Regions from separate parts of the Homo sapiens genome. Here region 1 is linked to region 2. Evidence: read pairs that join two places in POLR2A ChIA-PET (ENCODE). Cell type or tissue: B cell. All regions are shown on one strand. Each heading gives the region's core, and the rest is flanking DNA. Links, peaks and the distances in the headings are about the cores only. Region 1 overlaps SESN2 (sestrin 2). Region 2 overlaps EYA3 (EYA transcriptional coactivator and phosphatase 3).

Region 1 (4,387 bases), core at 74-4,073, 310 kb before region 2:
AATCCTGCGAAAATGAACAGATACCTCAAGGGGAAGGGGAACACAAAGTCCACTAGGGGAGGCTGCCTGGAAGAGACCTAGTGTTCTGACAGCGGTATTTATAGGAAGTAGGAAGCCCGCGGGAGTGGTCTTAGCTCTTACATGATGTGGTTTTCCTGGTAAGCTAACTAGTTCCTGGTACCCAGAGAAGTTAAGAAGCTTGACCAAGGTCACACAGCCATAAACGGCACTGGCACAGCTTGGGGGTTGCACCTCTTTGTTCCTGGCGTTGTCTCCTTGGTGCTGGAGGCGGTAGGATGAGAAGCAGGTAATCATAATGTGGTGGGGTTGGGGACACAAGGGGGTCCTTCCAGATTCAAACAGCCTCTTTGTCACAGGGGAAGTCCAGTAGTGGGCAAAACAGCAAGGTAAAATGTCAAGGCCTCAGGGTCAAGCAGAGCAGGGGGGAATCCTGGCTCCCCCACCGATTAGCCATGTGGCCTCAACAACGTCAGTTCACCCGTCTCAATTCTCCTACAGGATTGCTGCAAATTCAGAGGAATGGTCTCCAAGTACCCAGCCCATGGCCAGGCTTAGAAAAACACCATGGTCATTATTACTCCACAGTGCCAGGGCAGCCGCAGAAGGGTGACAGGACTGGATGTCCAAGGGACAAGTAGACTTTCAGTGCCAACAGTCCCAACCTACAATCACTGGGCACAAGTTCTCGGCAGGGCAGGGGCTATCAGGTCAGGCCCATGATGCAATCACAGCTCTCTGCCTATGCTACAAGGTGAACCATGACCTTCAGGAAATTGAAAGAACAGCCCATAAAAAGGGAGTATGAAACAAAACCTCAGCGAACGTTTATTTCTCATCATATGGAACTGGTAGCAAAGCCAAAGATTTCTGCACTTGAACACTGGATACCACTCCCTACCCACCCAGTGAACATTTACAGTCATCACATGCCCTCTAGAACCCAGATCCCCATGCCGGGGCCTCTTCTCTCCTGCACACCTTCTTGCAGGGAGGGCTTTCAGGCCGGAAGGGGGTGCCGGTTGCTTCTCCGCGCCTGCACGGGTATTTAATGTGGCACACTGGCCAGGCTCCTCTCCTGCCCCGCCCAGCAGCAGCACGGCCCTTGCCTTTCTTCAGTGCCCTCCAAACTGGTCAGAGAGGAGGCACAGACTGCTAGAAGAAGGGCAAGAGAAGTCGTAATTCACAGTCATTTGCTACAGAAAGTGCCTGGAATCGGTCCTTGGCTGCTTCTGCCTGGAAGCAACCCACTTAAGCCCCAGGAGAGGGGACAGATGAGATACTGGGATGGGGGTGGGAGTCCTCAGAAGGCACCCAGGAGACACTGGCTGCAGAAATGGGGTCCCTGATCTTGCAAGAAAATCCGCTTGCTGTTGGCAGGTTGGCCTGAGAATCCCAGGGGCAGCTTCAGACATTGTGGGGACTCAGACCCACCCTCTCAGTCTGCAGCTGTGGCAGTCAGAGGTTTGGCAATGTAGCCATGGTCACCTGGCCATGGCCCAGGGGCAGGGTCCAAACAAGAACCCTGGTGCCTCCCGCCCCTCCTGCTGAGCCATGGTGCCACCTAAGCCATCTAGAAAGGCTCAACTTTTTGGGAGACATCTGCGGCAGGGCCACTGGAGGCAGGAGAGTGGGGTGCTGGCCTCTGCGAGGCAGGTGCAGCTCTGGGAGAACAGAATTCTCCCTCTCCTCCTCCTCTCACACACTGTGGCTCCAGGTTGGAACCTCAAGCATAAAGGACCAAAATAAAGAGGATTTATAATCTAATACTCCCTCCTCTTCAGAAGGCAATGTGACCAGCAAAGGCTCAAACTCTCTAGAGATAATCTGCTTTTTTTTTTTTTATGTACTTGGCCTCTCTCCTGACGCCTCACACCATTAAGCATGGAGAAAAGGGAAAAAGGGCAAAGGAAGTCAAAAAACTGAACTAGGATTCGGGCAACAGCCTCAGGCTGCCCAACAGAACAGGCTTTTAGGGAACTGGACACACAGACCAGCTGTGACCCTGACTTTCACATTGATGGGTGAATGGCAAGTAGGAGGTAATGAAATCTGGAAATGACAGGGGAGAGAAGGCAAAGCTGCCTGGAGTGTCAGTCCCGGAGGCATTTGCCCCTCTCCCCCGGGGGCCAGCCAGGGACTTCCCAGTTCAGGAAGGCCACAACACTTGTGGCACATTAATTCCGAGCTTGGCCCGGCTTCTTTCCTGTGCCCTCTGCCTCTGTGGGCAGGGGAAGGAGGAAGGGTGTGGTCCCTTAGGATCTCCAAGTGCTCTTCCAGCTCCCAGGAGCAGGGCTGAGATCCCAGAGTCAGTGCAATGAACTGTCCATTCCAGTGAGGAAAAGGGAGGGTGTGGCTTCGGGACTGCACATCACACACAAGCCCACTGCAGCGTGGGGAGGGTGGGCATGGGACACAAAAGGGTCTGGGGCTGTCTCCAGACAGAGAAGTCCTTGTGGGGAGCTGAACCGGGCCCAGGTCCTGCTCAGGAGTCAGGTCATGTAGCGGGTGATGGCACGGAGGGCGTACAGCAGAGCGGCTTGCATGCGCGCCTCCAGGAGCAGCAAGTTCACGTGGACCTGGGGCACAGAGGAAGGCATGTTGGCAACTGATGTCACTCCTCACCCCCACACCCCTCCCAGACTGCCTTGATCCCTGACCCACTTACCTCACCATTTCCTTTCCTACAGAGCTGCCCCAGCATCTGCTAAGGCTCTGAGCAGTTTAGTACAAGGACAAGCACATTCATTCCTATCATGACTAAGCTCTGTATTCCCTAAAGGTAAAATGGCCAGGTGCGGTGGCTCACGCCTGTAATCCCAACACTTTGGGAGGCCAAGGCGAGTGGATCAGGAGGTCAGGAGTTCGAGACCAGCCTGGCCAACATAGTGAAACCCCATCTCTACTAAAAATACAAAAAGTTAGCTGGGCATGGTGGTGGATGCCTGTAATCCCAGCTACTTGGAAAGCTGAGGCAGGAGAATTACTTGAACCCGGGAGACAGAGGTTGCAGAGGTTTATGTACATTTTTTTATTTTATCTTCCCAGCAACCTTGAAATACAGCAGTATTTATTCCCATTATAAAAATGAAATCCCAGCTACTTGGGAGGCTGAGGTGAGAGGATCACTTGAGTCCAGAAGTTCAAATACAGCCTGGACAATATAGTGTGACCCCATCACAAAAACAAAAAACTTTGAGAGGCTGAGGCAGGAGGATCATTTGAACTCAGGAGGTTGAGACCAGGATGGACAACACAGTGAGACCTTATCTCTACTAGGAATTTAAAAAATCAGGTGGTGTGTACCTCAGGCCCTCTGGGGGCTGAGTTGGGAGGACACTTGAGCCTAGGAAGTGGAGGCTGCAGCGAGCCGAAATCACACCGCTGCGCTCCAGCCTGGGCAACAGAGCAAGACTCTGTCTCAAAAAAAAAACAGGATAAAAAGCTCAGAGAGGCCAGGCACGATGACTCACACCTGTAATCTCAGCACTTTGGAAGTCCGAGACAGGTGGATCACAAGGTCAGATCAAGACCATCCTGGCTAACACAGTGAAACCCCGTCTCTACTAAAAATACAAAAAATTAGCTGGGGATGGTGGCACACGCCTGTAGTCCCAGCTACTCAGGAGGCTGAGGCAGGAGAATCGCTTGAACTTGGGAGGTGGAAGTTGCAGTGAGCCAAGATCGTGCCACTGCACTCCAGCCTGGGCAACAAAGGGAGACTCATCTCAAAAAAAAAAACAAAAAAACTCAGCGAGATAATGTGACTTGCCGAAAGTCACACTGCTATCAAGAGATAGTGTTATGATTTGAACCCAGGTCCACCAAGCTACCACTAATGTGAAGCAGGCACCCTCATTCCCATTTTACAGGTGAGTAAACAGACTCTGAAATCACACAGTGGAATAGGACTTCAATCCAGAGGAATAGGCCCAGGTGTCCCACCTAGCAGGACAGACTCAGTCTGGGGACTCTCACTGGGTCCTAACCCCTTGCCCTCTCCACTGGCTTGGCCTGTCTACTTCCATCCTGCCCTGCCTGTATAGGTCATACCTTCTCTGAGTGGCGGAAGTGCCTCCAGAAGAGGTTGTACATTCTTCGGGTGGTCTTCTCTGGGTAGCAGGCCACTGTCTTGATATAGACCTTGAGGTTCCGCTCCAGGAGCTGGTTCACCTCCCCATAATCATAGTCATCATATCTGGATGGAAAGGTCCCAGCAGCATTACTCATGCTTTCTTCCCAAAGGCAGCTCCCTCCCCGCAACCCCACCCTACAGAGGGAAGAACAGAGTGTTGAGAAAAATCAGAAGGTAGAAGCAACAAGAAGCCTAGTTCCTCTTGGAGAAACAGCTGATATCGTGTTATCACAG
Region 2 (4,387 bases), core at 294-4,293:
AGAGAAGCACCCATTTCCCATCAGATGCTCGTCCCTGCAGCTTCTTCCTTCTTGGTCATCATAATGCTAGGTTCTTACCCCTTTCCTGCCCTCTGCACCTCATGTCCACCTCCAGGCAGCTCTGGCCAGTCCCCGGGTATTAGACCCAAGAATTCAAATCAAATCTAAAAACATGCTTATAACTACATTTTGGCCAAAACTGCCAATGTATTTGACTTCCTTTGTGGAAGCCCTAAGCCATATGAAGGATGTCCCAGGTATGTATTTACCCAGATCTCTGCCTGAAACTGAAGAGCAGATTGCTGTATTTAAATTTTCCCATGGAAAACCCTGCTTCTCAAATCCCATTCTAAAGTAGGAAACCAGAAAGACTTTGCTGATTGTGGGGGGAAGGGAGAAACAGACAGGTTTTCACATTGTTGCCAAGGCTGGTCTTGAACACCTGGCCTCAAGCGATCCTCCCACCTCGGCCTCTCAAAGTGTTGGGATTGTAGGCATGAGCCACTGCACCCAGCCAGACTTTCCTGATTTAAATGAGAGTACTGCATCATTCCCTACTTCATGGCCCAAAACTTAATCCTGGGCCAAATGCAGGAGCATCTCTCGACCTCTGGGCAGATTGGTGGGTGCCCAGGCACTAGTCACAGCCTTCCAGCCCAGCCATGATTGTTGGATGCCCCATCCCTCCAAGAGCAATTTGGGCATCTACTCAGGCAGGATAAAATTCCCTAGAGCTGAGGAAGTTCAGCCTCTCCCAGGCTACACAGAGAGAGATGATACAAGCACCTCAGATTGAGATGCAGGATTGGTCCGCAGAAGGAGGCATTGTTGACCAACCCCAGCTATAATTGCTTGTCACCAGAGATTCTGCATACCCATTTCCAGAGATGTTGCAGCACAAAGAGGCAAGACTCCTTCCAATGCCAGGCCACCCAGATAGCAAGAGAGAGAGGCTGGTATACACATTCCTTCAGAACTCATTGAAAAGCGCTCATAACTCGTGATTTTAAGGAGTAAGTTTTTGCTGAGTAGCTGAAGTCAGTGCTCCTTTACTTAGCTGCCTCTTTGGCCTTGTTTCCTGTGGGGTTGGGAGGAGGGAGATGTAGTGTGAGGTAGGCCTTCCCTTGGTCTGTATTCAGCATAGTTGCCTAGATGCTGCTCTGCCTTGTTTGATGGTTGATCTTAGGAAGCTCTAGGTTTTACTCTGAGGCCTCAAACCCTCCCCCTATGCAGTATAGCTGTTGGGTTTTTGTCCTGGACAAAGGCCACGGCTGTTGTGCTGCGCTTCAGGTTTGTGAGGCTGCGGAGTGGTACCCCCACCATGCACGCAAGCACACACACACAGATACTTCCCTCTCCACCCTTTTGGGAGCTCTTTATTTTAGAATGTAACTTGAACTCACTTTTATCATTGGCCTTTTTCCTCTTACTCTGACTTCCTAGCTTAGCTCTTTCCAAAAGGAACTTGAACTTGGCCAAGAGAGGTAAGGAGGCTGAGCAGAGCAGTCTTTGCTCATTCCTGGTTGTTGCCACCCTCATTTAAATGGAAGAGAGAAAACAGGAGCTTCTTGGCTGTTTGCCAAAATGAATTGTCCAGGGAACACAGTGCTCTCTGTAATTACCCTGCCTTTTTCTCCACCCCAACACAAAAATCTGGAAAGGAAAATAAGTGGGTAGGATTAAGAGCTGTTAGAAGCTGAGGACCAAAGGACACTGTGGGTCCATTCATCAAGGGGGAGACCCTCTTCATTAGAGTCCTCATGAAATTAGCCAAATGATGAGTCCTTCCCTAGCTGGGCATGGTGGGTTCTCTTTTTTTTTTTTTTTTTTTTTTTGTTGTTGTTGTTGAGATGGAGTCTCGCTCTGTCACCCAGGCTGGAGTACAGTGGCATGATCTCGGCTCACTGCAACCTCCGCCTCCCAGGTTCAAGCGATTCTCCTACCTCAGCCTCCTGATTAGCTGAGATTACAGGCGCCCACCACCACGCCTGGCTAATTTTTGTATTTTTAGTAGAGATGGGGTTTCACCATGTTGACCAGGCTGTTCTCAAACTCCTGACCTCAGGTGATCTGCTCACCTTGGCCTCCCAAAGTGCTGGGATTACAGGCATGAGCCACCATGCCTGGCCAGGCACTGTGGGTTCTACAGGATGGGTCTGTAATGTCACGGTGAGGGCTCTCTCTAGTAGTAGATCTGGAGTGAGGTGTGTCTTGGGTTGAGGAGGTGGCTTGACTTTCGAATGTAAAACTGACTGTGCCTTAGCATCACCCTGTCCAGTGCCCCTGGGGCAGCTGGTAGTGTCCAGAAGAATGGACACCTGCTCCAGATTTAGATGCCCATCTGGGCTTTTGTTTGATTTGCGGCGTTCCTGTCTTCTGTAAAGCTAGTGAGTTGTCCCAAGAGACTGATGCCACAGCTTGTTCGCAGTTTACACAAACTCAGCTTTAAAATTCCAAATAGAATCTGACTTGCAAACTCTAGCTGCAGCATGTGGAGCTTCTAGATGTTTACTACCTTGAATGGTTGTCAGTGTCACTGAACCACAGGGGAGAGGAGTATGGGGTAGAGCAATGGTCTGGGCCAAGGAATGGTGAGCTTAGGGTCTTCCTCTGACTCCTTACTCCTCAAGGAGGCAGTTAGGGTCCCTCTTAAGCAGGCTTCTATTTCTTACCACTAAATTGGTTTCCTTTTTCATCCAGAAGTTAGAACTCCCCAGATATTCACACTATAGGATCTGAATTCCGAGATTCTAAAATATCTTAAACCACAAGAGAGAAAATCTAGTTCTGCCTCAGCCCCAGTCAGCAGGCCATCTGTCCCTTCCTCTCCTCTGAGTCAGACAGCTCTGGCAAGCAAGGCTCCTTGGCTAGTTCCTAATGCACTGACAGGAGCCCTCCCATTAAGGACGACTTCTACTCAAAATGCGACTCTCCCTCTGAACTTCAGATGCCTCTGTTAGCAGGAAAAGGCATTGATTGGATTGGATATATTTATGTGACTGCGGGCATTTGTGGCTGTAGAATCCGTGACCGTAATGTTATATGTAATGGGAACTATCTTATAAACTTGAAAAAAATAAAGTTTTTATTTTCTATAGTTTGCTCCTGTGTCTTTTCTGAATAGGATCAGCACAGTTGCCCAGCTGTGTGGGGTCCTAATTATGGCTTCATAAAAATTCTAAGAGTTCATTAGAAAGATGTCACCCTTTCAGTAACTGGGTCATTTCACCAAAAAAGTAAGAACAAACCATTTGGTATAAATATACATGGGAAAATATTTTAAAATAATTTGTATGGGAGAATGTATTGTTTCTAAAATATATTGCTTTTAAAGTTTAGAACTGGAGTGAGAAAAGATTTCATTCACTTCCAAATATGCTGAAATTTATTAAGGAGAGAAATCAGTACCTTGCTGCACTGCACTTAAACCACAAAAGCGATAAAACTGACAAACTGATACCAAACCTCATTTGATTTGCCCTGATTTCCTGTCACATCAACTACTTTTTCTCATTTCATTTCTCTGATTTGGGTCTGGCTGTATCCCTCTGGTCTGGAAAACAGTCACAAAGCCTTTCTGCCTTTTAGTCCAATGAAGGAAATCAGAATTGGGTTCTAGCTTCCAAGTACCATACATGTCAGACTATAAGATGTATTTTTCCAAAAATTCCCCAGAAAAGAGGAAGTTGCCTATTCTAGTTATTAAATGTTTTCCTCATTAGGTGCACATTAGTTGAAGCAAACGCGTTAGCTGCTATATCCCTACTCAGTTATAAATACAAATATTAGAGGCATTGATTTCAAGCACAGAGTAGATAAACATCTCCATCTCTTCCTGCAATTTCAGGTGTGTGTGTATGTTTACATGTATTCAATTAGAAGAATGGTCTTTGTTCTAAGATTGGTACATCCTTTTATGAGATGATGAAAATAAATGGTGGTAGTTTTTTGTTTTGTTTTGTTTTGTTTTGTTTGAGGCGGGGTTTTGCTTTTGTTGCCCAGGCTGGAGTGCAATGGCACGATCTTGGCTCACCGCAACCTCCGCCTCCCGGGTTCAAGCAATTCTCCTGCCTCAGCCGCCCAAGTAGCTGGGATTACAGGCATGCGCCACCACGCCTGGCTAATTTTGTATTTTTAGTAGAGATGGGGTTTCTCCATGTTGGTCAGGCTGGTCGCGATCTCCCGACCTCAGGTGATCCACCCGCCTTGGCCTCCCAAAGTACTGGGATTACAGGCGTGGGCCACCATGCCCAGCCAAATGGTGGTAGTTTTTAATGCCCTTTTTTGTTAAAATTAAGTTGCAACCATGTTGGCCATTTTATAGGTACATGATATTCAAAAGCCTGAAAATCACTAGACAGGATGATCTGCAGGATCCTTTCTGCCT

Evidence for each region. Peaks named below come from ENCODE experiments on the same cell type or tissue, not always from the same donor. Only the 100,000 strongest peaks of a DNase experiment are listed, where the experiment ranks them.
Region 1: POLR2A ChIA-PET joins it to region 2 with 6 read pairs; 2 of 35 experiments call an interaction of 5 or more read pairs at or near these places.

Annotation. Positions count from the first base shown.
Region 1 is chr1:28,278,926-28,283,312 of GRCh38, reverse strand. SESN2 (sestrin 2) reads right to left here. Exons shown (of 10, transcript NM_031459.5): 9 at 4,072-4,216; 10 at 822-2,597. The coding sequence ends at 2,511. Among named protein-coding and RNA genes, the nearest start is that of SESN2, 22 kb to the right of the region's middle. In B cell, for the core only: no CTCF peak of the experiment used is centred there; no DNase peak of the experiment used is centred there.
Region 2 is chr1:27,969,054-27,973,440 of GRCh38, reverse strand. EYA3 (EYA transcriptional coactivator and phosphatase 3) reads left to right here. Exons shown (of 18, transcript NM_001990.4): 18 at 1-3,097. Among named protein-coding and RNA genes, the nearest start is that of XKR8, 11 kb to the right of the region's middle. In B cell, for the core only: no CTCF peak of the experiment used is centred there; no DNase peak of the experiment used is centred there; H3K27ac peaks cover 586 bases.